Linked DNA regions of Mus musculus: regions 1 and 2 are each linked to region 3. A link is a loop called in an ENCODE intact Hi-C map of the cell type or tissue named here. Cell type or tissue: left cerebral cortex. All regions are shown on one strand. Each heading gives the region's core, and the rest is flanking DNA. Links, peaks and the distances in the headings are about the cores only. Region 1 holds the start of Smarcd2 (SWI/SNF related, matrix associated, actin dependent regulator of chromatin, subfamily d, member 2). Region 2 holds the start of Limd2 (LIM domain containing 2). Region 3 holds the start of Ccdc47 (coiled-coil domain containing 47).

Region 1 (10,055 bases), core at 3,514-7,513, 56 kb before region 3:
GCCACACTCCAGCCTTTGCCTCCTCTCTGCCTGGGAGCCATCCCCTCCTCCCCTTGCTCTCTGCTCATCTCTTAGGAGGTCCCTTTACCCTGACTACTCTCTCTTCAGCCCTCAGCACCCACAATGTCGGTCCGTTTTCCTTTCCTATCCTACACATCACCTCTAACACATTTACGGTGGCCATGCCCTGTAAGTGTTACCACGGAGAGAACCTAAATAACTCCCCCTAATTTCAGTTGTTCTCTGTTAACTTAAAAAGCTACTCACTGTGAAGGTCACACAGTGTAGCAATGCAGTGTTGGTCTTCCAGTTATAGATTGCAACTGACCACAGTTAAGAATGGTTGCCTGGGTTACTTTTTTTTTTTTTTTTCTAAACATCCTGAAGACTGAAAGCACTCTTCAATCCAGCCTTGGATGAGTGATTGGAGAGAATAAAGAGGCCTGCCTCTGTCTTCAGACAGTGTTGCATGCAGATATATGGGACCATTTGAAAACACTTTGGTTCAAAAGGATAATACGGGGTTAACTTGACCTAGAGCCCACCCCCCTTTAAAGTCACCTACAGCAGTGGTGACTACAATCATCAGTCCATGAAATTAGCAAAAAGGGACAGCACTGCCTAACCCTGAGTCCTGGAAAGTCCTGACTTTGTCTCAGAAAACATGACCACTACTGTCAGCCAGCTCTGAATTGAGAAGCATCTTTGGCCACTGAATAAAGATCTCTCTTGCCAATGGCTTGTGGTGGTGGTGGTGGTGGTATGCCAGGAACATTTTTCCAAGTTTCCGCTGTGCCTCTCTTCCCTGAACTAAAAGGCTGTGTCCGGCCAGGCATGGTGGCACATGCCTTTAACCCCAGCACTTGGGAGGCAGAGGCAGGCGGATTTCTGAGTTTGAGGTCAGCCTGGTCTACAAAGTGAGTTCCAAGATAGCCAAGGCTACACAGAGAAACCCTGTCTCGAAAAACCAAAACCAAAACCAAAAAAAAAAAAAAAAAGAAAGAAAAAAAGAAAAAGAAAAAAGGCTGTGTCTGTCTTCCTTGCACTATAAACACCATGAAGGAAGGGTCCCTTGTTTTAGCCACTGATGGGTTCCTACAGACTGGAACGGTTATAGCAATTACCAATGGTGGAACCAAAGGAAATATAAACTAATACTTGTGGGAAGGAACACTTGGATGGGGGATCAAAAGGCCAGCCTTCGCTGGGAAAGTGGCGTGCATACAGTTGAGTCTGAAGGCATTTAACGGCAGTATTTAAAACACTTGGAAATAGATGGGAACCAAATACTTCCAGGCGTGTTGGCTAACTCCCCCACCTGCTAGCTGATCCTCTCCTGGATTTCACAAGTACAAACCGACATAAATCCAAGCAAACCAAATAGGACCCAAATCCTCACTGAGTCAAAGCGGTCGTCTTGCCCCTCTTGCCTCACTGCCGAACCTTCCTCGATGCTTGGGGACCTCAGACTGAACAGCGACATCGCCAACGCGCTCGAAACCACCACGTGCGGCAACCGTTGAGTCCGTGCTCCTGTAAGGGGCGCTGTGCGCCTGTGCTGCGCCGAAGTCCCCTGATCTGCCCAGAAACTCGTGACGCTTACTCTGCCTCTTAACAGGATTGGCTGAGAGGAGAAGCGTGAACAAATAGCTTAAAAAGCTGGGTGCTTCGGAAGAAGAGTAGGGAAGCCATCTCCTGCTTCGAAAGGAGTGCGGATTTGTCTCTAGACAATCGCTACTGAGCGAGGCTTGGTGATGCAGACCCATAACCCTTGCTTATGGGAGCTGGTGGCAAGAGAAATACCAGTGCAAGGTCATGCCTTGATACTTGGGCTGTTGGTAGACAATAAGCTAGGTGGGGACAGACAGTAAAGTCAACCATGCCGCACTAAGCTCTTTAGACAGGCTTTCCCAAAAGTTACCGGCGTTTAGACTATGTAGAGCGGTGGGGTCCTTTACAGGCAATCCTGCGATCGCGTGATACAGCAAAGCAGGGCTGTTCCCAAAGTCGGGATGGAAGGGAAGGTGGAAGCGCCTCTCCTATCTCAGACTCAGCTCAGAGTCCCTGAGAGTTCTGAGAAGCCCAGAGAGCTACATTCTGAAGTCCCCTGATGAAGATAAGTGAGGACACTCGGGTTCGTGGATGGAAGTGTTCTGATTTGCTTTCTCGGGGAAAAGAAATGCCAGAGGATTGGCTAGGGTGGCCCATGCAGGAAGCCAGTTGGATGGGGTGGAAGACATGCTGAGGAGCTAGGAAAGATTTGGGAAAACAGAAGTACGTGATTCAGAATGGGGGTGGGGGTGGAAGATGACGGTGGTGTCGAGAAAGAGAAAGCTCTAAGCTGTTGTCACCACCTTGCCTTTTACCCCTAGCATGGACTCTAACCCTTCGAAACCATAAGGCCAATTAAATGGGTTTTGTTTGTTTGTTTGTTTTTAAAGACGGGGTGTCTTTGTGCAACACGGCTTTGTAGACCAGGCTGGCCTTGAGCTCACAGAGATCCACTTGCCTCTGTCTCTTGAGTGCTGGGACCAAAAGTCTGCACCCCCCACATGCAGTTTAAGTGTTTCCTTTTCTAAATTGCTTTGGTCATCACATTTTGTCACAGCAATAGAAAAATAGCCAATATCACCGGAAAACAGCTTTAATGTATGAGCTATGTCTCCATCCCTGCAGCATCCTTTTTACTGACCATGTAACACTGTTTCATGTGCATTATCTGATTCTCTGTTGTCAGACACTGATGCTGTTACATGATATAAAGAAAACACTAGGACCATAACAGCAAGCCTTGGCTCTACAGAGCAGCAAGTCAAACTTGGCTGACCCCACAGAAGATTCACAGGCCAGTTCATGCAGGCTTAGCTTTCCTGCTCTTTGAACAAAGGAGCCCCTCCCCCACCTTCTGGAGACAGGATCTTATTATGTACACTGTAGCCAATAATGAAACTGACCTTCCACTTCTCTGGCCTTCACCTCCCAAGTGCTGAGATTACAGGCATGCATGACCACACCCAGCTTTATGTGGTGCTAGGGATGGGAGGCAGGGCTCCACGCATGCTAGGCGAGCACACTGCCAACGCCGTTATATTCCCCAGTCCAGAGCAAAGAAGCCGATATGACACGCTAGCTTAGGAGTAGAAGAAAACATCTGGCAAACACTGATGGCAGAACCCAAGCAAAGCTGTAAACGTTACAAGTCATTTTTTCCTTCCAAAAGAGCCTTTCCAGACTTCATAAGCTCCTCTTTGCCAAGCCTTTGTCACTGCAGCCCCAGAAGCCAATTAAATGAAGTTTCTTGGGATGTTCCAGGATGGGAAGCTGAGCTCCTAGGACCTAATTCCATGTTCTTTTACATCAGCTCTGGTCCCTCCACTGTCTGCAGATTCTATACTTTAGATTGCCTGTTAGATTATGTATGTAAAGACTGTGATCACAGAAGAGTTGTGTGTGTGTGTGTGTGTGTGTGTGTGTGTGTTTGTGCACTTTCAGGGCTTTAATTTTCAAATGGCTTCCACTAAACAGGTGCTCTGAACCAAAGTCACTTGAAGGTGCCTTTCTGGAGACAGACCCCCCTCCCCCATTCTCTCTGCCCAGGAGGTCTAGTTCTTAGGTAACTGAGCCTTCACTCTGCCCAGACAGTCTTAGGTAACTGATCCAGACCTTACTTTTCATATAAGTAATTCATGCTGGCTTTGGTCTCGAGACCCTGCTTCCCTGACATTTTTGGGACCTGCTACCATCTCTGAAAGCTCAAAAGCTTTGTGGCACACAAGTGAGATCAACCCACCTACAGGACAACTCTTTATTGGACAAGTTAACAAAAGCAGTTTAGTCAAAAGACCAAAGCCTATGTCATCTTTGGCCAGCCTGGTCTACAGACCTAGTTCCAGGACATCCAGGGCTGCACAAAGAAATCCTATCTTGAAAAACCAAAAAAGAAATACAGAATCTTGTACCCTGCCCCCATTTCATTGAACCATAAACCACATTTTAACAAAAAGCTCGGCTTTCTTCTGATATAGGGTCTCCTGTAGAATCAACTGGTGATGCAGCTGAGAACCATCCTGAACTTCTGGCCCACCTGCCTCCTCCTGTGTGCTGGGATTTTGAGGATGCACCACCATGTAGTTGATGCAGTCTGGGGTTCAAGCCCAGGGCTTTGTGCACGCTATAACCTGAGTTACACCCCCAACCTGATTCTGAGGATTTTCAGTGCCTAGTTAAGTAGCACTATTCTATACCGTGGGTAGGAGATACCACATTGACAGAGGGTAGGTCTATAACATAGCCGAAGCCAGTGGTTTCTGAAAAGGTTCTCAACTTTTCTTTTCTTTTTTGGTTTTTCGAGACGGGGTTTCTCTGTGTAGTCCTGACTGTCCTAAAACTCACTTTGTAGACCAGGCTGGCCTTGAACTCAGAAATCCACCTGCCTCCGCCTCCCAAGTGCTGGGATTAAAGGCGTTTGCCACCACGCCCGGCTGATTCTCAACTTTTCAAAACTAAGTCCTATACAAACTGGATAAAACTTATTTCAGTACCTGGAGTTCTCTCAGCATGCAAAATCCCTTCACCTAAAAACATTTTCTGCGAATTACCAGGCTTCCTTAAAGAAAGGCACGGGCAAGTTAGTGCAGTTAAGTACTCGGAGTTGGGCCAAGCCAAGCTTTCACTCAGCTGGGTCACGTCTGGGGCCGCCCATGTCCTTGGAAGCGCGGAGCAACCAATACAGGCTTCTGGGGGTAGATGGGTGGGTGGGTGTGGGGTGCCTTATGCCACCGGCCCCGAGATGGGCTCTTAAAAAGTGGTTGGCGGCTTTCCCGCCGCGGATCGCTTATTTTTAAGGCTTGAAGACGCAGAATTGACGGAACTGTTTTGGATGGGCCATATCGGGGATCTCGCCGAGGCAGCAGCACTACGGAGCAAACAGCAAACACCTAACAGTTCGGACGGCCCTACGCGACCTTCGAACTCTGACCCCACGCCTTTCTCCTCCGCGCTTCCGCGTGCAGCTTCCGCTCCCGCTCCTCCGGGAAAAGGCCGCCTCCCCCAAGGGCGGGGCTCTAAGGCCGTCAGTTATGGGAGGTGCTGGTTTGAGGCGGGTCTCGCGAGGGCGGGATTTAAAGAGGCATTCTCGATTGGGTTGCCGGGCAGGGGCGGGGCCTGCAGGGTCTAGGTTGGGCGGGGCTGGGAGTTCGTAACCGCCTCTGGGTAACTGGACTCCGGCGATCAAACCTCCGGAGGCCGGGAGAGGCCTGCGGGCTCGCGGCACATCCCGGATCTGGAGTATCCCTGGCAGGAGCGGAGTCAGAGGGGCCGCGGGATCCTAAAGCCGGGCTGCAAAGAACTTGCGAACTTGGAGTAGAAGATCCCGGAACCCGGTAGTAAAATCGGGAAGTCCCGGATCGCGGAACGTAGCTCGCGGAGCGGACTCAACACGGAGACCGGAGGCCGGATCGCTGCACCGCGGGACGGGACAGAGTGATGTCCGGCCGTGGCGCGGGCGGGTTCCCGCTGCCTCCGCTGAGCCCCGGCGGCGGCGCCGTTGCCGCGGCCCTTGGTGCGCCGCCTCCGCCTGCGGGACCCGGAATGCTGCCCAGCCCGGCGCTCAGGGGCCCGGGGCCTTCTGGAGGCATGGGGGTACCGGGGGCCGCCGCCTTCCGCCCCATGGGCCCCGCTGGCCCCGCGGCGCAGTACCAGGTGAGGAGGGCAGGCGAGCGGCGCCGCGAGGGCGCTGTGTCGGTCTCCCTGGGGCCTCAGGTGAGGACAGGCGGCCCAGGGGACACTGCAGGAGGAACTGTCGAGGGCTGGTGGCGGGCAGGCCAGAGTCCCTTGGTTAGTGGCTCGGGGTTGGAGGCAGTGTTGGGGAAAGGGTGAAAGCCCTCTGCGGTGGAGGGCTTGAGCAGTTAGAGGAGTCCCGGGGCTTCTTGGCTCCGAGTAACTTAGAGATGGAGGCTTCGTGAGATCTAGAGAATTGTGGGCAATCAGGTTGAAAGTGTAAGACAGGTCCCGGAGTGGAGGTGAGGGAGTGACCCGGGATGTGGTGAGGAAAATTTGGAAGAGGGTCGTTAGTGAGAAAACAGGGTTACTCTTTCTTTGGCCTCGGTCCCACTGCATCTCTGCCTTGGCTTTCTTTCTTTCTTTTTTTTTTTTTTTTTCTTCCTAGTTGGGAACTGGCAGAGCGTTAGTATGTCTGAGATGGCTCCCAGCTGCTCAAGTTGAGGAGGAAGGAAGCCAGGCTTCCTACGAAATGGGAGACTAAAGAGATTGGGCCCAGATAACTCCAGGATAGATTAGAAATAGCTGTGTCCAGGTCTGAAGAAGGCCCGATCCCATTAACAGACCATTCAAGATATCCTCTGTACGGGGCTTTCCTTCTTGATGCCAGTGTCCAGTAAAGTTTGGAGGAGCAGGGAGGCTTTGTGGAGTCCTGCTGGTCTTGGGCTGCACAGGGTACTGCCCTGACCCTTCTGTCTTGGCAGAGAGCTGTCTCAGGTTGCAGCATCAAAGGCCATTGACAAGCAGAGACAGGACCCGTGGTCAGTGCATTGGGAACTCAGCCTGATTCTGCATGTGGCGCTCCTCATTCCCCAGAGCTCTGGTTCAAGTGGCTCCAGAATGTTTGGGAATTTTGTTTTGCTTTTGCATTTTGGTGCTGAGCATGGAATCCAGGCAGGGCTTTGCACGTGGCAGACGATTGCTGTATCAGGGAGCTGCACCTCCTTTCCTGGGGATTGTGCCCATCCTTCTCCCACATCCTTGTCACTTTTGTTACTTGCTTTTTGATACAGGGTCTCATATAGTCCAGGCTGGCTGTGTAGCCAAAGCCCACCTTGAACTCTTTTCTCTCAAGTGTCTGGCATTACAGTCACACACTATCACGCCCAACCTCTCTTTCCTTATCCCTCAGGTTCCTGACAAGGCCATATGTCTCTCAACCTATGTGCCAGAGAGGTGAGAGGTGTGCACTGTAGCTTGCTCTGTCCCCTGCTGGTGTCTCTAGGTAGAAGTCTCAGAAATAGATCTTCATGATGTATGCATATTCCACCCAGGAATCAGATTTCTTTTTTTTTTTTTAAAGATTCATTTATTTATTATATGTAAGCACACTGTGGCTGTCTTCAGACACACCAGAAGAGGGCATCGGATTTCGTTACAGATGGTTGTGAGCCACCATGTGGTTGCTGGGATTTGAACTCGGGACCTTTGGAAGAGCAGTCGGCGCTCTTAATCACTGAGCCATCTCTCCAGCCCAGGAATCAGATACCCAGGAGATACCTAACTGGGGGTCGGAGTGGGGATAAGTGACCCCCTTCATTTCAACTCCTATCTAAAAAGAAAATGACGAGTTTGGGTATAAACAGAGATAGACGTGGTTCCAAGGATACTAGCGGGGTTTATCTTTCCCATGTGGCTTTCTTTGGAGATTCATGGGCCTAGTATATCACTGATGAGTCTCTGCGTCAGCCCTTGGCTCTGCTTGTTTAGAGCTGGTCTGGAAGCTTCCTACAGGCACTGGGGATGTCTGTTTGGTTGGTTGGTTTTCCAAGTCTCTCTATATAGTCCTGGCTGTCCTGTAACTCACTATGTAGACCCATTTCCTTGGAAAGCAGCTGATAGAGAACATGCCATTGGGAAAGCCCCTGTTGAAGACTGGAAGATGGATTCCTGCATATTTTGTAGAGTAGCCTTGGGTCTATGCTGAGGCCAGGCTGGCCAGCCAAATGGCTGCGGCTGCTAGTTGTGAGAAAGGAGATAGCCTTGAATCTGGGCATCCCATACCAACTATGTTTCCTCTCCCCCTCCTCCTCCTCCTCCTCTTCCTCCTCCTCCTCCTCCTCTTCTTCTTCCTCTTCCTCCTCCAGGGAAAGGCAGGGGAAAGGAGGGAAGGAGAACCCAGTTAGCATTGGTTGAGTTTGAAGGAGATCCCGCTTGCTTCTTCCCATGTCCAACTTCCAGCAAGTCTTGGGATCTGAGGCCAGAGGGGCTCCTGGTTAGAGTTCTTGGGGTGAGCAGACTTGTGTGCTCAAGATGAGCATATTGGGGAGCCTGCTGAAGTAAATTGATAGCCCACCTAACTCTAGAGGCTTTTTCTAGTTTTGGAGTATAGTTACCCTGAAGAGCTTAACAAAACCTAGTGTGCATTATTGCAGGGTTCACTCAGCTCAGAGTTTAAAATACCTCTGTTCATAGGGTCAGGGTATGTCCTCCAAATGAGGCTCTTAGGTTCAGGCAGCTATCAGAAGGACCAGGGCTACAGATTTGGAGGAGAGCAGAGCATGTTTTGTTTTGTTTTGTTTTGTTTGTTTGTTTTTTTTATTTTTTTGTTTTTTGTTTTTTTTTGTTTTTGGTTTTTCGAGACAGGGTTTCTCTGTATAGCCCTGGCTGTCCTGGAACTCACTTTGTAGACCAGGCTGGCCTCGAACTCAGAAATCCGCCTGCCTCTGCTCCCGAGTGCTGGGATTAAAGGCGTGTACCACCATGCCCGGCAGAGCATGCTTACTTGAGCCCTACATTTTTTTTCTTTAAAAAAAAAAAAGATTTATTTATTTATTTATTTATTTATTTATTTATTTATTTATTTAATGTATATGAGTATGCTAGCTGTAGATGGTTGTGAGCCATTATGTAGTTGCTGGAACCCTACATTCTTAACCCAGAGATGGCAGAATCAGGCCTAGCCTACTAACCTTGTCTTGGTGGTTATAAAATCAAGCCTAGAATGTGGGGTTGGTGCTTGACCAAGTGGAAGTTACTGTATTCTGGTGTCCTGGGGATGTAAGCAGGCCTGCCTACCCCCATGGTGGAGCAGGCTGGCAGAGAGGCTGAGAATCTGTGGCGGTTGACTTTGTTTTGTTTCTAAGTAGGAGTTACTAGCTCTTCAAAGCCCAGGTGTAGAGCTTGACAAAGAGGAAACTAGGACTTGAATTGTGAGCAGCCTTCCCCTGAGGCTGTGGGTGAGCTAGGGGCCTGGAGCCTGAGCCCCAGAAGTCTAGAGCAGATGTCTGGGTGGGGCCTATCCCAGGCCTGCCTGGGCTGCCTTGCCTCAGGATTTCCTGGAGGGCTCAGCCGTACTACAGGTTTTATGAACCCCAGTGGAGAGCTTTTTGGGGGGAGGGCAGAGCACCGCAGATTATATCTGCAGTTACTCTAGGAAAACCTCAAGTCTGGAGTGATGATGGGGGTCTCAGGTTGTGGCCACCTGAGGTTTTTCTTCTGTCCCCTCCCCCCTTCTATAATCTCTTGCTCTGGCTTATTAGGGCAGAGAAACAGGCTGTCTTCTGCCTTTCAGCAGCATTGATGAATTTCTTCCTGATGAGGAGAGGCTGTGGCAGGACTCCCAAGGTCCCAGGGTCTCCCACTTTTAACTCCTCAGTTGCCACTGTCATCCTGCTCTGCTTCTGTCCCCTTTCCCTTGTCTCTGGGTCATGCGTCTGACTCCTTAATGCTAGATAAAGAAATTACAGGGACTCATCTCCAGGATGCTTGGGTGTGGGGGCTGGGGGGGGGGGTGTCTTTTAACTCAGTGTGAATCTCCACCCAGGCTGGCCCGGTTGTCTGGTTGTACTGATTGATTGCATAACCTGGGCCCCGGGGCCAGCCCTGTGAAGCTGCCAGGGACTGTGTGTGCAAGGCAGAGCTGCCAAACAGGCCTTTCAGGCAGCAGCTATGTGGATGAGCTGGGAGGTGGAGGGCTCCCAGGAAACGGCAGAAACCTGGGCCTTGGATGGGAAGTCAAGGCTGCTTGTGCCACCCAGACTGATGCTGCTGGTGACTCTGTATCCTTGCCTCCCAGGACCGTTGCATTCTGCGACTGGGGGTGGCACGGGTTAAGTTGAACCAGCAGCGGCCTGGCTGCCAGGTGGTGCAGAGACCATGGGCAGAGTCCAGATGTTTGCTGTTCCCATTCCCACAGGCCACCCAAGAACCATAATTTCTTTTTTTGAAAGTCTTTTGACATAGAGATAGGGGCATGGCAATAAGAAAGGAGGGGGAGGGTGGGGTGGGGGAGGGGACAATGGGTCCAGGTTGTGTTAGGGCCATAGGGACCATAT
Region 2 (10,055 bases), core at 2,396-6,395, 57 kb after region 3:
GGGTCATATGGGTCTCGTCCCCTTTCTCTCCAGGCCAAACGCCAGCACCCTGCTGAACCACTCCTTCTTCAAGCAGGTAAGGTAGTGCCCTGGCTCCCTGCTGCTGCTCCCTGTGACTTGAGCCGCTGACCCCCTCGGTGGTTAGGTATCCTTCCTCTGCTTGTTTGAACTAATGCGATGACCGTCCTTCTGGAGCTCCAAGGGGCTCGCTCTCTCCTTCCTTTCCTTTTTGGCTCTAGAACACCACAGGGCAGGAGCTTTGGCTCCTGGGACCTGAGTTGTAGGACACATACCCACCTTGTCTCTCTCCCTCAGATCAAGCGGCGTGCTTCCGAGGCTTTGCCTGAGTTGCTCCGCCCAGTCACTCCCATCACCAACTTCGAGGGCAGCCAGTCTCAGGATCACAGTGGAATCTTCGGCCTGGTGACAAACCTAGAAGACCTGGAGGTGGATGACTGGGAGTTCTGAGTCTCTGCAGCCTGTCCTCCAGCTGGCTGGCGTGGGGTATGAGCCTGGGGCCTTCTTGAGGACCAGCATCTGCCTCTGGCCACAGACTGGGTTCAAAGGATATTCTGCCTGCCAAGCTGGCTGTTGGCTACTTGAAAGGACATTCTAGAAGGGACTTCACTGTTTTTGTGGCTTTTGAGACCCAGGGAATCCCAATCACCAGGGACTTGGAGAGGCCGGAAAGCTGACATCCTGTTGTGTGAGCTCAGGGGACCTCCTTAGAAGGAAGAAGTGCTGCATGGGCCCCGAGGCTCACGGCCAGGCCCAGAGTAACTCTTGACCCAGGGACCTTCACATCCTCTTCCCAACACTTGCTCTCAGTAGCCTAGTCCCTCTTCCCTCTGTTCCCATGTCCTGAAGGGCTGAAAGGGGACAAGTCCTAAGCTGTCTGGCCCTGCCCAGCCGCAGGCATTGCCCCAGCTACTGAGCACCAGGTCAGTTAAGGCTGGGACTGGCCATCCTCATCTCCACCTCTCGTGGGCCCTGACACCTGAAACCATCTTAGCTCATTTATTACACTCCTTTCCCAAGAATCCATCTTACTGCCTCCTGCCAGCTGCTGCCTTGGTGCCTCCTCCAAGGGCCATACATGTCTTGCCTCATCTGAGGGCTTAAGAGTCCTTAAGTTGTATTAGTTTCATTGTCAGAACAAATTAAAATTTTCAGAGAATGTTGGGAATGGCACCAGTGTTTCCTTGTGTTCAGAGCCTGTATGCTGGCTTCTGGGATTGCCAGGCTGGATTGGCTGCAGGTCACTGGTTCTTCCAGAGTGGGCTATGTGGACTTGTGCCGCTGGCCTGGCAGTGATTTCTTTCATAAGCATACATACCAGTTTCTTAGAAAACTGGTCTTAGAAGAAACATCCGTGGTCACCTTTTTCTTTTCTTTTCTTTTCTTTTCTTTTCCGAGACAGGGTTTCTCTGTGTAGTCCTGGTTATCCTGGAACTCTGTAGACCAGGCTGGCTTCGAACTCAGAAATCCGCCTGCCTCTGCCTCCCTAGTGCTGGGATTAAAGGCATGCGCCACCACGCCCGGCTCCGTGGTCTCTTAATTCCCTAGAGTTTGAGTATAAAATTTTTTTAAAAGATTTATTTTATGTTTGTGAGTACATTGTAGCTGTACAGATGGTTGTGAGCCTTCATGTGGTGTAGGACCTCTGCTCGCTCTGGTCAGCCCCACTCGCTCCGGTCAGCTCCTCTCACTTTGGTAAACTCCCCTCGCTCAGTCCCTGCTTGCTCTGACCCAAAGATTTATTTATTATTATACATAAGTGCACGGTAGCTGACTTCAGACGCACCAGAACAGGGCGTTAGATCTCATTACGGGTGTGGTTGCTGGGGTTTGAACTCAGAACCTTCGGAAGAGCAGTCAGTGCTCTTAACCACTGAGCCATCTTGCCAGCCCTAGTATTAGATTTTGCCTTGGCAAAATTATCAGAAAGGGTACCAGTGCTGGCAACTAGCCAAGCCCACCTCTGGGCAGCAAGGGGTGGAAGATTTTGTCTTGTAACCTGATGTTTGTCTCCTTATGGTTGGTACTAATACCCAGCAAGTGTAACCCAAGAACCTGTCGTCCTGGCTGGCAGCCAGGGATGAGGAGCAAGGGGACCTGTTCTGACCTTGTTCCTGTGCATGCCCACGTGTACAACCCCAGCTCAGCATTTTCCACCTTGCCAGTCCCCTGGGTGAGGCCCTCACCTCTGGCTGAGGTCTTATGCCCCTTTTTTCTGAGAATTCTCAGACCATCAAATGCTCCCCAAGGAAACTTTATGTTTTCTTAGGAAGTTTTACAGTTGAGGCTGGGAGTCCAGCTTGGTTGGCAGAGTACTCACACAGCAGACGTGAAGTGCCATGTCGTGTGTCCCCCCCACCCCCCAGACAGGGTTTCTCTGTGTAGCCCTGGCTGTCCTGGAACTCACTCTGTAGACTAGGCTGGCTTCGAACTCAGAAATCCGCCTGCCTCTGCCTCCCCAGTGTTGGGATTAAAGGCGTGTGCCACCACCGCCTGGCAAGCGCCATGTTTTGCTCCCCAGCTCCTCAGGACTCTCTCTACTGGGCATGGCTCAGAGTACTTTATAAACCTAGCACTTGGGGGTAGAGGCGAGAGGATGGGATTGAACATCACCCTTTGCTACATAGCTGGTTTGAGTCCCGCCTGGGCTAGAGATCTTGTCTAACAACTACAGAACATTTAAAGAAACTTTAAAAAAATTTTCCTACTGGAGGTAGGCTAGGGGACCTGAAATGGCATGTGACAGAAGCTCATGTGACACTCCAGCGCTTCTAGCCCCTGCCCAACTTTTTCTCAGATACTTAAAAAAATTTTTTGTGTGTGTGTCCGTGTGTACCAGGATATGACTTGTAGCCCTGGGTGGCTTCGAACTCAGAACGCTGGCGTGGGCCCACAGTTAGCTGCTTTCGATCCTTCCTCCTCCTAGCTAACTGCTGACTGTGGTAGCTTTCTCCAGCTCTGCCCACAGATGGTCCCAGCAGGGCGGGCTGCCAATCAGTGCCCCGGAGCAGCTGCCTGGTGTCCCTAAGGGCTTCACCCTTCTTGTACAAAACAGCTCCCTTGGAGAATCTGATGATAGGTGTGGATAATTTTTCCTAGGAAGAGTCACCCCTAGTTGTGGAGGAACACCCATTACGAAGTCCAGGCTGAGCCTCAGTGCAGGCAAACATCGACCTGAGGCTGAGGGAGAAAAGCGAAGCTCAGCGTGGGTGCATTAGCACCACAGTGGGGCGCGGGTGGGGATGGGTGATGCTGCCTGCTGCCTCCCTGTTCCCCTGCCAGGCAGGAGGCGGTAAGTTGTTCTGTTCCCTGACACGCGTGGGCCTGCGCTAGAGCCACCAGTTTTATTCCTGTTACAGGGGTGTGGAAATATGTCGCCGAGGGCTGTGTGAAGACAGTCTCCAGCTGGGCTTCAGGCAAAGCCCTCAGCAGAAGTCTGTGCCCTAGATGCTGCTGCCTAGAGTCCTTCCCCTCAACCTGCTGTGCAGTGGGCTGGGGCGGAGCGGCAAAAGCAGCTCTTGTTGCACTTTGTTCTCTAAACAACTCCAGCCTAAATGGCTCTCTGCTCCCTTCGGTGGAACAAGGTGTGCTTGATGCAAGGAAGTGGGTCCTTTCAGATAGGGGCTTGACCTGGGCCATGGCAAGGCCCGAGGTTACTAATCCCACAAAATCTGGTCACAGAAACCATTTAGGATGTCGAGCTTAAGGGGGCTGGTGATTTCGGAAACCACAAGGCTGCAGTTCTCGGATAGCGGATCTGTCACACCCCTTCAGTAGTGACATGGGCCCACCGCCGGCTCCCTTGGCCTAACATCGGGGTATACGGAGGGACTACGAGCCGCCTCCATCTTCCTCTGTAGGACTCCGTGGCTGCCAGTGGACCTGCCTCCCGAGTCCCCACAGTGGGGTGCCTCAAACTACTGGGTCTTAAGAGCGCAAGAAGGGGGCGGAGCTAATGGGACTGCGTTCACAACGGCTAACGGGTAAACCGAGGCAGTAAAGGCCCAGGCCATTTCTGAAGGTCCGCGCCGGAAGAGCCTTGCGTGTCGATCGCAGGCTGAACTCGTCTCCTCCCGAGATCTGCGATTCGGTCCCCGCCGTCGTCCCTTCTCCACGAGCGGCAGAGGAGGTTGGCTCCGGGAGGCGGGAGAGCGCGGGCTGTGAAAGCGATGTGGGGGCAGACAAAGGCGGGGGGACGGCGAGCAAGGGAAAGACAAAGCACAGAGGGGGGTCGGCGGCGGCTTCTCCCGGAGGCGGCCCCGGGCGCGCGGAGCCAATGGGCGGGCGCGGGGCGGGGGCCGGCGGGGGCGGCGCCGCGGTGAGGCGGCGGCTGCCGCTCGGGGACCACTGGCAGCGGCGGCAGCTCGCGCCCGCGCCACTTGCACCCGAGGCGGTCCCGCAGCGACCGACCCCCGCCCCGCGGCGCAGGCCGGGCCCGGTGAGACCCACGGCGGCCGGGGGGAGGGGCGCGGAGCGTTGCGGGGCCGACGCCGCCTGGCGGTTCGCGCGTTGCGCTCGCGGGGATCCCGAGGCTCGCGTCGGTCCCGTAGGGCCGGCTCGTGGTGGGGTGGGGTTTCGGGGTCTGGGGTCCCGAAGAGCGGGCGCGGGAGGCAGCGCAGCCTGGCCAGGCAGGAGGTCGGGCCCAGCACTGTCTAGGGGCTGGACGTCTAAGCCCGGTGAGGGGGCGCGCGGGTCTGGCGGTACCCTGCCCAGACCTCTGCTGACCTCCCTTCATCCCAGGCGGGGTCTCTGCCTGTGCTTCCCACAGGCAAAGACCGTGGAGCCCCTGTCCCCGGCCACTCTCGCTAACTTTGTTCTGTCTCCACATATGTTTCCACTCAGGGACCCCCTAACCCTTGGGGGCTGTATGAGGGGCGGGTAGGCTGTTGGGGGTGGGTGAGGGGCGGAAGTGGCAAGACCCAGAGCAACAGGAAATGACTTAGGGAAAGTCCCAACCGCAGCCCCCCAACCCCCTGCCTAAAAACACCCCAGCCTGCAGAGTGGGGGAGGGCTCATGGGGCCCCACTGACTGACTTCCCCTTGCAGAACCCTCTTGGCTCGGCATCTCCTCCAGGGCCACCAAGCACCTCTGAAGAGCCATGTTCCAAGCTGCCGGAGCCGCCCAGGCCACCCCCTCTCATGTAGGTGTCCAGCCAGGTGGGGAGGAGTCAAGGGGACAAGAGCAGCTTGTTTGCTTGGCACCTTGTGCCACCTCGAGTGCCCCTGGGATGTGGGCTGGGCCACCGGAGAGCTGACCCCTCTGACTCTTCCTCTTCCCCCAGGAAGCCAAAGGCAGCAGTGGCAGCAGCACGGTACAGCGGTCTAAGGTAGGGTCCTAAGGGTGGGTGTGGGCAGAGGAAAGGGTCGGCGCTAACCCGGCTTCTTGCTAAGTGTACTCTGCTCCTACTCCACAGTCCTTTAGCTTGCGGGCTCAGGTGAAGGAGACCTGTGCAGCCTGCCAGAAGACTGTGTACCCGATGGAGCGGCTGGTGGCAGACAAGCTCATTTTCCACAACTCTTGTTTCTGTTGCAAACACTGCCACACCAAACTCAGGTGCGCTCCTGCCCTGTCCCGGCCTGCCCACCTACTTGCCCACCCTTACCCTACCTTCCCGCCCTGCCCCAGACTGACCCAGATGTTCTCTGCTTCCACAGCCTGGGCAGTTATGCTGCAATGCACGGTGAATTTTACTGCAGACCTCACTTTCAGCAGCTGTTTAAGAGTAAAGGCAACTACGATGAAGGGTTTGGTCGTAAACAGCACAAGGAGCTCTGGGCCCACAAGGAGGTGGACTCAGGCACCAAGACGGCCTGAGACCCCTTTAACACCCATTCCCTCCCAGCACATGGCCTCCCGCTGGGCAGTGGAAAGGAGATTAACCCGGGGGCGCGGGGTGGGAGAGGATGAGGCTCCCTCACACAGGTTTCAGGCATAAGGCTCTGCTCCAGGATTCCTTACTTTTCCCATGGGAGGTTGGCGTTGGGAACCAGAATTGGAATTTTCACCATACTGTGTCCTTTAGTCCACCTCATCTCACCCCACGGCTCCCTGGGAGGCCCACAAGCCCAGCTTCCCTACTTAGGTGCCTTTTCTCCAGCAAGGAGTCAGCATGCCCTCCTCAGGGTCCCAAGCTCCCTCACTGCCACCTGGGCCTTGTGTACCCCCTTGTCTCCCCATCTACCTCTGCCCCTTAGCCTGGTAATGAGCCACAGAGACTGGAAGAGGGAGAGTGCCATCTACTGGGCCTCATAGATGCCACCTCGCTGAGGGGGGAGGGCTGGGGAAGAGGCAAGACAGCCTGCAGCCTTCAGGGTCTGGGGGTCCCTTGCACCACAAAGCTAAAGCTCTTGCTAGAGCCTCAGCTGACAGGGTCGGCAGTAGCTATGCTCCTCCATCTGTTGTGCTGTTCTGTTGTGATCAACCCTCTTTTAAAAACATTTAAACAGCTCTTGACTCTCTTGTGTGGCCTGATGGGGATGCTTTGTGGCAGGCATGCAGCAGACTCCTCATAGCGAGGGGAATGGAGGACAGCCCACAATACTCCTGGCCTTAAAGGGGCTGGTGGTCTGTGCCACCTTGGGGTGTTAAGCTGTCAAACCTGAAATCCCACTGTGTATCCTCGTCCCAGAGTAGCCAGGCACACTGGCTTGCAACCACACAAATGTTTTGGGTTTTTGAGACAGGGTCTCACTGTAGCTCTGATTGGCCTAGAACACAGAGATCTGCCTGCCTCTGCTTCCAAAGTGCTGGGATTAAAAAGGCCTGTGTCATCCATGCCTGGCTTCGGTTCTTCAGAGGTTAATTCACTACACTTGAGTACAGAAGAGAACCTTTCTGACTTGGCCAAGACCTTAGTGTCTGCCTTTCTGCTAGCTGATTCCAGCTGTCCAATTTCCTCCTAGTCCTTTACCCTAGAAATCTGCAAAGAATGGTAGGAATCCATAGCCTATCAAGTGCTGCCAGTACAACGTCTTCCACCTTCTCTCCTCATGACTGTCATCTTCCTGGAGCCTCTTGTATGAAGTGGGATGTCACAGCTACTGTGCCAGGACCTCCAGGGGCAAACTTTGCGCTCCTCAGAGTTCATGCACACTGAGGGACGACATCACACAGCAGAAGCACAAGGCAAGTGTGAAGATGCTCCCTCAGTGGAAGTCTGAGTTGTCTCGCCCCAAGCCCTATTTTCCTGGCTTCTGCAAACTGCCTATGGGACAGATGAATCGGTAAGCAAGAGGTCAAAGGCTGCTAGGCAGCCCGGCCTCTGGTCTTGCTAATGGGTGAATCACTGTAGACTTCCTTCAGGTGGGCATCTGGGAAGCAGGCACGACAAAGCCTTGGATTTATGGGACAAGGATGGTCTCTTGCTGCAGTAAAGAAACAGTGGCTGGGCTGGACGTGGCAGCACATGCTTTTAATACCAGCACTCAGGAGGCAGAGGCAGGTGGGTCTCTGTGCATTCAAGATCAGCCTGTTCTATGTAGTGAGTTCCAGGACAGCAGAGCTACATAGTGAGACCTTGCCTCTGACTGATGTTCTGTAAGGGACCAAGGGAAACCCCTCGGCCAGGAAGACTACAAAATGCCATGAATGGTCCTAGGAACTCAGCTATTGATGGATTCGGCTCAGATGGACAACCAGTGCTGTCCCAGTGACGCGCTGGGATAAAAGGGAAGGAGAGGGGCCACCTTGGCCAAGTTATCACAGGCTGCTTTTGGCAGCCATTTCAAGTTCTATTTAAGAGGCCTCAACTTGGGTGTTAGGCATTGTACCCAACCCATCCCTGTAAAAATTCCCACCACCACCTTTAACCGAAAGCATGGTCACAGGACCCTTCTGATATAAATGATCCCTTTTATTGTAAGTAATGCACTGGCCTGGCTTTGCACTGCAAGCCCTCAGTCAAGATATAGTCAATAACTATGGCTGCAGGTTCTTCTGCACATTCCACAATTCAGACACAGAGCTGGGCAAGTGGGAGGGAGGGGAAGGAGGGTGGCAGCGTGCACCTGACCCAGGCTTGGCCCTTCCATGTGGGGTTGGTGAAGGCAGATAAACCCCATGGAATGAAGAACAAATGAAGGTGGTGTAGCATCTTTGCACAGCAGGCCAAGGGCTGCTAGGAAACCTTCCTTCATAACCTTTGGGCCCAGGCCACCCTGGAGGCCCACAACTTGTCATTTGGATTTGTTAATAAGAAAAAAATAAATTAACAGCTTGGTCCTGAGGCTGCTGAACCAGCATGTCCACAGTTTTTGGCACAAAAAAAGGTGTCTCCCCCCCACCCCCCCTTTGGAGTGCAGAATTTGTTGGTTTACTTTTAAGTTCATTTTAGAAACATTGCCTATGAGGTAATACACTCCCCCCCCCCCCCCATGGGGATATGGGGGGAGCTCCGTGAGAGCCTGAACCTGTGACAAGCAGAGTTGTCTCATCTAACATCTTGTCACCCCACCAATCTCTATCTCCTTTGGGTTCGGGGTGTGGATAGGGATAGGCTAAAGGGTGCTATATAGCCATCAGGATGGGGTCATGGAGAGGCCCAGCTGCCTTTTGGCAGCTTTGGTCTAGAAGAGGGGCCAGTCCCTACTTTGGGCAAAGGCTGAGGTGGAAGCAGGACTTTGCTCACTGGCTTCAGAGCAGTTAGAGAGTGGCCTGACAGACCCCCAAGGGAAAGGAAATAAAACAGAGGGGCCCAGGCCCAATTGGCACCGTGCAACACACATATCTGCAAAACCAGCTGCTTTCAATTTCTGTTCTCTCTTCAGGAGTCCATCACCGGTAACAGTCTAGAATTGATATATATATATAAAACCATCAAATATGGATCTGAGATATAAATTAACAAGTACAAGGCCTCACATTACATGATGTGAAAAGGCTAAAAACAGCGATAGAAACTACATTCATAAAAGTGCATCGTCAACATACAACGAAGGCTTTGGCTTGTTCTGTGCCCATGGGGAAGTGGGCATGGCTGGCAAAGAGCTGCCTGGCACTAATCCCCAGCTCCCTGGAGATGCCCATCCCTGGGCACTGGCTTCTTTTTTTTTTTTTTCCTTTCCTTTAATGATAACTCCCAAAAATTTGGGAGTTAGGAGGGAGGAGCTCTAGAAATAGGCACATTTGGAGGGGAAGAAAGGGGCTGGAAGAAAGGACCAGCACCCAGGCTGAGGTAAATATGGCCAACTCTAAGCTGCTTGGAGATAACTCTTTCCCTAGCCCCTACTGGCATCCTCCTTTGTGGGAGGAACAAGAAGGGAATGAGGTTGATGACAAGTGGACAGGTCGGGCTGAGGAACACAGCTGGTGGCTTTGGACACGGTTGTGGCAGCTCAAGGACTTTCCCATGGAGTGGGCTCAGGCCTGACAGATTTGAGATGCAGACAGCCTGAGACAACCCCCTGCACTCTGCTGAGCTGCCCAGAACCAGGTGCCCTGACTTGTGTTGTCTACTTTCTCTGCTCCAGTGAGGGAACAGAGGGCAGGCCAGGGGGCAGAGGCCATCAGCTCTTCCATCCAGTCCAAGGCCTAAGCCCACATGGGTCTCCAGAGCTCAGAGGGCAAAGTCTCCAGTTTTAAAACTGGGAACAGCATAAGAGTGACTCCAACTTGTAAAACAGAGACAATTGCATTGACAAGACTGGGTCTCCCCAGTTTCTGGAGGCAGCTCCATCTCTCAGGCCCTGCTTATCCGAGTAGCTCCTCCTTCCCAGAATAAGGCAGTGTAACATTTGCTTCATTCATCTTTGGTAAGACAGGACTGACACCGAATACCTGGAAGCTATAGTGGGGTAGCCCAAACCTCTACCTTCTGTTGGCTGGGGGATGCTGGGCTTTACCTCAGGCTTGCAGCCCAGAGACAGGCTGGTGGTCTCCAAACATTGGGAGAGAAACAAAGTAACACTCTGAATGAAGTAACACTATTCATACCCTTGAGGACCTCCTGTGCCCCAGTCCCTCTTGACTTCAGTGCTGTCTGCAGTGTTAGGACACATCTGAGGGTAGGCAGGACCCATGGCAGTCTTGCATACTGTTT
Region 3 (10,055 bases), core at 5,477-9,476:
TGAATACTGTATACCTTAATCCAAGCAAATTCAGGGTGGGGGACAAGAACTTCAATCCTGAAAATTATTAGTATTTCACACTGGTTTAATCATCAAGAATTATCACTTACGCATTTTCTTCATCAAAGTTGGCCCGTTTAGATCCAATTTTGTAGAAAGAAGGAAGCTGTGGTGGAGCAGACTTTCCAAATCCAGAAGAAGAGCTGGCTGCCCCAAAGGCACTATGGGACTGCTGTGGCAGTTTGGCTTCCTCCTTCTTCCCAGCACTGATAGCAAAACCTCCAAAACCAAATCCCCGCTTGGTTCCAGGGCCGCCTTTATTCCAGTTCATGATGCCAATGACTGGTGCTAGGAACAAGATGCACACATATTAATGTGACTTTGTAAACAGCCTTACTAACCCTCAGTTCATTTTCTATGTCTACCTACAAATTTAAGGTGCTGCTTAGTGGTACAGTACTTACTTGTCCCACGTGTGGAGGCCCCAGTACCACGTGAAGGCATGTAACATTGGCCTTCAGATACAATTACAACTTCAACCAAATGATTTTCTCTTAAAATATTTAAGAAACTATTATTCATTTTATTGAGATCCCAAACAAAAGAAGTACTTTTATGAGGTTGTGTAAAATAACCTTTTTATTGGATGGAGTTGTCAAGAATGATCCTAAGACAGTACCTACTATCTCTAATATAGGATCGAAATTGCAAGACAATCTCTTAACCTTTATCATTACTATCTTTAGTGTGTGTGAACACAAACGTGTGCTTTGGTACAAGTGTGGAAATGAAAGGACTGTCCACATGCTCTCGTCACCTTGTGGGAATTGCAGATCAGAACTTAGGTTTATCATGCGGCTCGCTCACTGGCCCTTCAACCTTGCTTGTTCCCCACCCTACCTCCCTCCTCTTTTTTTTTTTTTTTTTAATTTTTTTATTTTGGTAGTCTTGATTGGTCTCAAAGTCAGAGAGCCACCTGCCTCTGGAGTACTACAATTAAAGGCATTTGCCACCACCCCTGGCTTAAATATTTATTCCTAAGCATTTACTCAGGTAAATTTCACTAAATACAAATCCAGTCTTAAAAATAGATAAGGGGGAGGCGGAGGCAGGCAGGATCTCTTTGAGTTAGAGGCCAGCCTGCTCTACAAATCAAGTTCCAGGCCAGCTAGGTCTGTTACAGAGAACCCGTCTTAAAAAAAACAAAAAAACAAAAGCCACAAACAAATGAGAAGGTAAGGAAGAGAAGGCTAGAGAGATGGCTCAGAGGTTAAAAGCACTAGTGCTCTTCCAGAGAACCCAGGTTTGATTTCCAGCACCACATGGTGGCTCAAAACTGTCACGACACCAGTTCCGGAGGATACAATACCCTCCTCCAGCTCCACTAGAACCAGGTTTTGTACATGGTACACACACACACACACACACACACACACACACACACACACACACACACACACACAGGCAAACACTCATACAAACACACAAAACACTTGACTAGGCAAAAGACTTGAATAGATTTCTCTGAAGACAATATATAACTGATCAGTAGATTACATGAAAAGACACCTTGCATCAAAGCCAGGTATAGTAATGCACACATGCAATGTTGGTACTCAAGATGTTACAGTAGAAGGATCTCAAGTACAAGACCAGCTTGGTCTACACAGTATAGGACTGTCTCAAAAATCCTTATACTACAAACAATGAAGGAAATGTAAATCAAAACCACAACGCACACCATTTCATATCGATCAGGATGACTGTTATTAAAAAACAGTAGGGTATCTCATAATGCCTCAAACAAACAAATGCCCCAGAAAACAGCTTTTTATCAATATATCTTTGAAAGCAAAGAAATCCCTTGCTCTTGCCAAAGCAGTACTCAGTATTGACAGATGCTCAAAGCCACAAAAATGAAGATCAGCAACTGCCCCCTTTCTGGATGCCCCCAAGACTGTACTAACCCAAAAGCAACACAAGTATCCTCAGCAAAGTGCTCTCAAGAGAAACACACTCACTCCATCACTATGCTATCAATCCCCCTGCACAGCTGCCAGGAGGAAGACAGAGACAATTTGTTGTATTCACCAAGGCTCATCAGGGCCAACTGATCAGGCCTGATGGAGAGAAGGTATAGCCAGGACTTTATTATGCTGGCAACAAAACTGGAATCACCTAAGTCTAAGGGTTGAGGATATAACTCTGGGAGAGAAAGTGCTGGCAAAGACGTAGGGAAACTGGAACCTCTGCGAACTGCTGGTAGAATGTAAAACAAACAAACAAAAAAGGTTCAGTAACTATGGCAATCAGTATTTTTCTTCCAAAAAAAAAAAAAAAAAAAAAAATCAAGCAAGGTCAACAAGATAGATCACTGGGCAAGAGGACTTGCCTCACCTGAAGGTCCGAGTTCAACTCCTGGGATCTACATGGTGGAAAGTGAGAACCAAGTCCTCCAAGTTGTATTCTGAACACAAATAAATATATACAGGGTTTTTGTTGTTTTTGTTTTTTTAACTTCATTATTAAAAAAAGAAAACCCTTGAAAATAAAAACACCACACTCAAACCAACCAGACCCAAATATATTACTTAGTCAACTTATATACAGCTATGATTGGCATTTAAAATGTAAGCTGTAAAGCTTCATATTAAATGTGTGCATTTATCTACTACCAAAACAAACAAAAATCATGACAAAACTGGGGGTGGGGGATCCATGGAACACTTATTCTAGTTGGAATTCTATCAACAAATGTTTTGGGGTTGTTTCTTTTGGTTGTTATTACTGTTAATTAGAAGAACATACAATTGGCATATAACCCAGAAATTTCACTTATAAATATACACCTCCACCAAATGAAAGCAAAGTTCATTCAAGCTCATAGCAACATTAATCAGGGTTATAAGGCAAAAGGTGGCATCCCGTGTTCACTGACCGATGAATGGTTAAAGAAAACATTACATATATACCTTAAACAGAATATTACTTTGGTTTAAAAAGAAGATTCCAGGCAAGTTATACAGTTCAGTGGTATGGCTCTTGACTTAGCACAGGTGAGGCCCCAGACTCATCCCAAGTACTGGAAAAAAAGAATCCCTTTAAAAACTAAAACACCTAATTTCGTAAACAAACAAAAACCCAAACACCCCCATACAGCAGACTCAATTCAAGCTGGATACTGGTGAGCTCCACTGTCTCACTCTGATCACTACCCACTCTCTGACGTGTGCTCCCCAACTCCGTATGAAATAGATGCTCTTCTCTCCATCTTTACTCTACCACTGCAACTCTCCAACAAGACTGACAGTCATCAAGCCCCCACATAACTACTAGAGTGATCATTATAGCAAAATACATGGCGCGCTTGTTTTGTGTCAGGCAATTGTTTTTTAGGCTCAGAGGATACAAGCATGGAATCAGAAAGCCCTCAGGGAATTCAATGTGGTCAGAGATGGGGAGATGGGGAGGGAGCGAAGGAATGATATTATTCTATTTTAGATCGTAAAAATACCATGAAATGAAAGCAAGCAGGACGAGGAGGTGAGGTACTGCAGACAAGTCAAGGACTCACTGAGCTAAGTATATTACTCAACAGGGCAAAAGTTCTACTACTCTGCCTCAACAATGTCTGTTGTCCTGGAAAAGTCATGTGACTCAGATCTATAAGCTGCATCTACAACTAGCTAACATTCCATAATTTATAAAACATGAAGTATAAAATGAAAATGAAAAGTATAAAATGAAGTAAGAATGAGACAAAACTGCAAACAAAATGAATTTCTACTTCCTTTGGCTGAACAGCACTGTGTCTGTTAATACTGTGTAATCAAGGAAAGTCACATCAAAGAACAGAGCTCCTGAAGTACACACACTCAGCAAAACCATCTTCAAAATACCAATTTATGTTTCTGTCACTCCCTTCAATTTAACTGCTCTCCAGTTAGTCAGACTAGAATTAGGTGTTGCATTGTGGCAGTAAATAACTTTAACCACCCATATTGCCCAGGGTTCCAAAGAAAATCAAGCAGTCTGATGGAGTTCTTACCTCTACTTGGGTTCTCCCACACAAAATCTGTTATTGACATTGACCTATCAAGGTCCTTCTTACCTGTACAGCTCACTGGAATAACAATTCTAGAGCATCAACACAAATATGATTTGTATAGATTTATGTTAAACCCCTTCTCTGGTCTTTAAACACCTGGCACTACATTGTTTCTTAAACACGATACATCTCATGGCTGAGTATTTACATTCACTCTCTTAGGTCTTTAAGAGCAGATACTCATTATTCATGCTTTACATACAAGAGTTTTAAAGAGGAGCTACCCTTGGATGAGAATAACTGAAGATGCTATAAAGGACAGCTTGGTATCCAGGCACCAAAATGTGATGGTTCATTTAGAAATTTTAACAGGATTGTAAAATAATACCAGTTAGCTATATTCAAACTCTAATTCTGCCACTAATAGCATGAATCTTAAAGATGTTATTAGCAGATTTTCCATTTGCAAAATGGTGAGACTATCATACACCTTACTACTAGGTTTTTACTCCAAAATAATGGGGAAAAATGTGTAGTGACCCATGCTTCAGCATTCAAGAGGCTGACAGAGAGGATACTGTGTGTTAAAGACTAACCTGGGCTATAAAGTGAGCTCTAGATCAACATGACCTAAAGAGTGAGACTCTGGACCAAATTCAATAAATAAAACTCAAATATATTGAGTGAAGTATGGCAATACAGTGCAACCCACACTATAGGCATAGTTATCATTTCTCCAGAAAGCAATCTCCCCATTGATAAATTGATAATATCAGATCTCTTAACTCAGATTCCCATTCAAGGGTCAAGCACCACTTACGATATCAAGATCACTGAGTAAAAGAGTGGGGTAAGCTTCATAAGAGAGCTACAATGACAGTTGGTTAATATCTACTCTACTTAATAATCTGCTTAGTAAGAACATCTTAAACACTGTTGAGCCAGTTAGTTTTTTAATGGCTTAATAGGAAATTAAAACAGAATAAAAAATAGCTATATTCAAATTATAATTTTGTCACTTTCTTTAATGTAATGCAAAGCTGTCAAATACCCAAGACTTTCTTTTTTTTTTTTTTTTTTTTTCATTTTTTTTTTTATTAGGTATTTAGCTCATTTACCAAGACTTTCATCACATTCCAAATCTAATAAAATGTGAGTGAGGGGAGTGGTGAGAGTTGTCTGAAAAGCACCCCTTTCCTATCAGTTTTAACAAAGCCAAGGACAACTTGGAACTTTGAAACAGACTACATTATATTATCACAATCTACATTACAGTGAATGGAACTGAATTACAATGTAAGTCAGATTTAGCACTCCTCTGCTCAGACAGCCCCATTTCATGCAGAATGAGGACAAAATCTTCAAAACCGTCTACAAGGCCCTAGTTGCTTTGTTTTCCTTTCTTCCTTTACGGTCTCATCCTTCATCTCATCTTCATCCTCATCTTCTCATTCCTTCATTTGCTAAGTGCTACAAACACACTGCTCCTCTAACAGGCCCAGCTTTGTCCCCTTCAAGGCCTTCATGATTGCTGTCCACCTGCTCAGAACATTCCTTTCTCCAGATACCTCCGTGGTTAGATGCTCTCACCATTTTCTAGCTTGCCTAAATATCTGTTAGATACCAGAAAGGGCTTTCCCTGACTACTCTATTGCAGCTTCTCCCAAGCCTCCTTTGCTGGTACAGACTACTCTTTAACATAAAGCATAACACACATCTCTCCTTCTTCTTTAGAAAGTTTCATAAATGGACTGGTAAAATGGTTCTACAGATTAATCGCCTGACCAGAATTCCATCCTGAGGACCTACATAGTGGAAGGAGAAAACCAACTCCCAGAGGTTGGCCTCTAACCTCTACAGGAGGGCATGATAAACATACATAAAGAAATAACGTGCCGGGCAGTGGTGGCGCATGCCTTTAATCCCAGCACTTGGGAGGCAGAGGCAGGCAGATTTCTGAGTTCCAGGCCAGCCTGGTCTACAGAGTGAGTTCCAGAACAACAAGAGCTATACAGAAAAGCCCTGTCTTGAAAAAACAAAAACAAAGACAAACAAAATAATACGTCCAAAAAATGTATATAAAGAGTCTCATGAGTGCAGTGGTCATAGATTTAACACTTAAGCAATTCAAGAGAGAACAGGCACAGAGGCAAGGCAATAACAATTTTATTTTTAAATGAATCACTGCAATTCTCCTTCTAGGTAAAGTAAAATAACATTTTCGCCCTGGAAGAATAAATTTTTATATCAGACTTACTGTTCACTTCCCACCTGTCAGAACAGGATTGGACTCTACAAAGTTTAAACGAATTAAGACATAACCTACCACCCACGACGGGTGGTGATGCACGCCTTTAATCCCAGCACTTGGGAGGCAGAGGCAGGTGGATCTCTGAGTTCGAGGCCAGCCTGGTCTATAGAGTGAATTCCAGGACAGCCAGGGCTACAGAGAAACCCTGTCTCGAAGGAAGAAAAAAAAGAAAAAGAAAAAGACATAATATCTACTCTACTTAATAATTGTTCAGCTTAATAGCTGTTCAGGTATGTGTAGGAGACAATACAGAAATAACACTTGCAAATAGTAACAACAACAACAACACAGTAGGAAAGCCACAAAACCACAGCCTAAAGGGGTAGGGGTGAAAAGGGAAAAAGCTAAGATGACAGAAAAGTTTATATATGCTTCCAAACTTGACTAGTATAATTTTTTCCTTACGATTCTGATACAGGTTTTCAACCCATATATATTATTCAAATCAGGTAGGCTCAAGTAGGCCGCAAAAAGTTTGTAACTATGGTGATGATGTTAATCATGATCTACTCAAGGTTTCACAAAGATCAATGACTATCACAGCCTTCTAATCTGTCAACCTCCGCTACCGAGACCCTCCCCGCCTCCATTTGTGGGTCCGCAATCCCCAACAGCTACCTACAAGGATCAATACTCCTCCACTGGCTCTCACAGCTTCGGAGCCCAGCACCCTGAAAAATCCCTTCCTGGAGCCCATCAAGCACCGCCTCCGGAAAGCCGCCAAGTGGGCCTCGTTAAGACGTGCAAGGAGCAGAGCCGTGGGAAGGCAACGTAGCTCCAGAGGGCCACCTCGGGGCTCCAGATCGCGTACCCATCCCTGCCCGGACCCCCGCAGCCACCCGGGTCCCCAGGCTCTGCCGATTCTTTGTTAAACGAGGCCGAGGTTCCTCCGCCCTCGCCAGGCCCCAGTTACCTCTCGTGTCCCCCGGGCTAGCGGCACTGCGTCTGGCGAGCCCTTCACCCAAACCCGCTGCCGCGGCTGCAGACGCAGTTGCTACTCCAGTCGGCGCGAAAGAACCCCCGCGGCCCTGCGTACGCGCGGTGCGGGACCGCGTCCAGCCGCGCTCTTCCTCCGCCCCCTTCGCCGCCGCCTCACGGCCCGTTGCTGACTGGGGGTAGGGTGGGGGGAGCGTCTGACATGCGCGCTAAGTAGAGCGCGAGCCGAAGGGTGGGGCTGGGGCTACGGCTGCCGAAAGGCGCCAATTAATGCCGCTCTTCCGATTCCGGAACGCAACATAACTACGTCACACACCCCGGACGGGAATCTGGTCCTGGGTGAGGATTGTGTCTGGGTCGTGTAGTGAGGGAGTCTGCAATGAAGAGAGCCGCGGCGATGGGGAACCGCCCGAAAAACTCAAGGTAATAAGGTGTTGATTGGAAACTTCATTTACATAAGAATGTCCACCTTCCCTTAGCTCTTGTCCCTTGCCAAAAACCAAAGCAACACAAAAAACCCACGACTCGGGCAACATTTCCCTTCATGCCTCTGTCCACATGGCCCCATAGACTATGGCCACCTTTAGCTTCCGGAGCATCCGATCAAAGTGACGTCTACCCGACGGACGGAACCCTACGGGAGAAACGCAGCCTCCGCTAGTTAGAGCACTTGTAGCCCAGGGGACGCTGGGGGTTACGTAATTTTCCCAGCAGCCCTAGCTCGCCTTGCGCGGATGTCCTGAAGGCCGCGCCCCGCCCCCACCCCGCGCGCAGGCGCAAACTAGCTGTACGCATTCTACGTAACGGACGGCTGAAGCTACGTGAAGAGTAGGGTGCCGTGACTGAGCTACCTGTTCTGGGCTGTTCAGTGACATCGCGGCCCGCAGATTATCTTTGCGACCTGAAGACAGAAACCAGACAAAGGCAGGCTGGTTGGAGGTAGTGGCCTCAGGAGCCCCGGGCCCGGTTGCAGCCTCGGGTGCAGGTAGGTAGCGGGGCCATGACATTCCAGTCGGTGTGACCGTGCCAGGCCGAGCGGTGACTAAGTTGCATGGCCGCAGAGCCAGGTACTGTTTCCCTCCTAACCAACCCTTTAAGTCCGGCCGGTGGTGACATGCATCAATACCCTCAACTTATCTTTCCAGAATTAAAAGAAAAAAAAAAAGACTAAACCTCTGTCCATCCTTTTCTGCTCCATTTTATGTTGGGCTTTAGGAAGATTTGGGGGAAGGTTTCGAGTAGATCCCAACCAACAGGACAAAATCTGAGAAAATATCTGGTGTGTAGCCAGAAGAATAAAAGAGCATCGAACTAGGCTTCTCCGTGGTGGACCTAGGACTAGACACTAGAAGTTTCACGGAAGCAACCGCTTCTAGAGTCGACCTTACCCGAAGGTTTCTAACATGCAAGTTATTTGTAACCAACACTTTACTTTGTAAGGTGACAGTAATGTCTACATCATTTCTAGAAATTTCATCATTTTGACTGATGCCACAGAGGCCTGGGAGGACAAGCAATGATTGCTACATATACTCCTTTTTACTGAGAGAGCTTGCGGAAGATAATCAAGATGGGTGTGTTAATGTTGTGCCTGGCTTGGAGTCTAGTGTTTTCTGCTTCAGAAGTCCTAGAGGCTGGATGGCCTGGCAGAGAGCTGTGCATCTGAGAAATGGGTTGACAGGTCCAGCTGAGTCTTATCAGAAAGCCAGTGCACAAATGGCTTGGATAATTTTAACATAAATAACCTTGAGGGAGCCTGTATGAATTCCATTAGAAACACTTCTGTGTTGTGAACACTCCTGGTATAGACTGAAATGGCCAGACTGTCAAATTGACAGGGATATGTAGTTACTTCTGCTTGGACAGGGAGCCACTAAAGCAGACGCTCTTTGTTCTTTGAGGCAGTGCCTCTTACTCTTGCAGGCTGGCCTAATATCACTATGTAGGACAAGGCAGGGCAGGCCACTGGAACTACTATACCTGCCACCACCCCCACCCCCTTAAGTATAGGGTCTCGCTATGTAGTCCTGGCTAGCCTTGAATTTGGACATGTGCCTGCATTTGACTCCTGAGTACTGGGATACCTCACCCACCCTACCGGCCCCTTGGAGCTTTTGAGACAGGGGTCTCCTGAAGCCTGGACTCACTATGTAGAAGAAGATGGCCTTGGACTCTCGGCCTCAGTCTCCCAAGTGCTGGGATTACAGGAGTAAACCGCCACACCCAATCTTATATGGTCCTGCTATCAATTTAGACAGTCTCAACAGCTTGAGTTACATCCCCAGCCTCCCTTTGTAACATTTTAAAAATTACATTAATTTATTTATTTGGGTCAGGCATATATAAAGGGGGAGGTATTATATCGCTGTGCATGGAGAGGTCAGAAGACAACTTCTAGTTTAATCATCAGTCGTAATACACATACCCTATCAGTAATAAAACTCTTACACGCATCTATCCTTTAGGCTGAATTTCAATGCTTAAAAACAGATGTTTATTGTTTTTGTTTTGTTTTTTAGATAATTAAAGATATAGGACTGGTGTTTAGATTAGGGAGCAGAATTGAAAATGTAGCATAAATGCTTTTGTTGGTTGGAAATATTTTTGCATTGTACTCTGTGATTTCATACAAAATCAGTACCTTCAGTCTGAGCCCGTGGAGTAACGTGGTAGTTGGACTGATGCATCTTCTTTCTGTACTTAAGTGTTCACACTTGCGGTGATCTGAGCAAGTGTGTGTTCAGGAGAACGTGTCTGCAG

What was found. Hi-C counts contacts between places; a loop is a spot of excess contacts. Peaks named below come from ENCODE experiments on the same cell type or tissue, not always from the same donor. Only the 100,000 strongest peaks of a DNase experiment are listed, where the experiment ranks them.
Region 1: a loop joins it to region 3, with 6 times the contacts of the local background. A loop is called at or near these places in 9 of 42 quality-filtered maps.
Region 2: it touches region 3 in a loop (6-fold over the local background); 4 of 42 quality-filtered maps call a loop at or near these places.

What each region holds. Positions count from the first base shown.
Region 1 is chr11:106,268,138-106,278,192 of GRCm38, reverse strand. Smarcd2 (SWI/SNF related, matrix associated, actin dependent regulator of chromatin, subfamily d, member 2) reads left to right here and starts at 5,221. Exons shown (of 13, transcript NM_001130187.1): 1 at 5,221-5,700. The coding sequence starts at 5,485. Tcam1 (testicular cell adhesion molecule 1) reads right to left here and starts at 1,471. Exons shown (of 8, transcript NM_001379686.1): 1 at 1,400-1,471. In left cerebral cortex, for the core only: no CTCF peak of the experiment used is centred there; DNase peaks (open chromatin) are centred at 5,151, 5,796 and 5,924; H3K4me3 peaks cover 2,511 bases; H3K27ac peaks cover 2,386 bases.
Region 2 is chr11:106,154,452-106,164,506 of GRCm38, reverse strand. Limd2 (LIM domain containing 2) reads left to right here and starts at 4,331. Exons shown (of 5, transcript NM_172397.4): 1 at 4,331-4,456; 2 at 5,065-5,159; 3 at 5,301-5,345; 4 at 5,433-5,572; 5 at 5,674-8,253. The coding sequence starts at 5,118. The coding sequence ends at 5,833. It overlaps Gm10840, which reads right to left and starts at 5,119. Exons shown (of 2, transcript XM_030246469.1): 1 at 5,049-5,119; 2 at 3,348-4,747. The coding sequence starts at 5,119. The coding sequence ends at 3,946. It overlaps Map3k3 (mitogen-activated protein kinase kinase kinase 3), which reads right to left. Exons shown (of 16, transcript NM_011947.4): 16 at 7,851-10,055. It overlaps Strada (STE20-related kinase adaptor alpha), which reads left to right. Exons shown (of 13, transcript NM_001252448.1): 12 at 34-76; 13 at 316-1,533. The coding sequence ends at 468. In left cerebral cortex, for the core only: CTCF peaks have their summits at 4,555 and 6,259 (motif pointing left); DNase peaks (open chromatin) are centred at 5,429, 5,785, 6,016, 6,250 and 3 more places; H3K4me3 peaks cover 3,018 bases; H3K27ac peaks cover 3,793 bases.
Region 3 is chr11:106,214,374-106,224,428 of GRCm38, reverse strand. Ccdc47 (coiled-coil domain containing 47) reads left to right here and starts at 8,062. Exons shown (of 13, transcript NM_026009.2): 1 at 8,062-8,280. Ddx42 (DEAD box helicase 42) reads right to left here and starts at 7,503. Exons shown (of 18, transcript NM_028074.4): 1 at 7,273-7,503; 2 at 111-348. The coding sequence starts at 331. In left cerebral cortex, for the core only: no CTCF peak of the experiment used is centred there; DNase peaks (open chromatin) are centred at 7,112, 7,587 and 7,948; H3K4me3 peaks cover 3,151 bases; H3K27ac peaks cover 1,925 bases.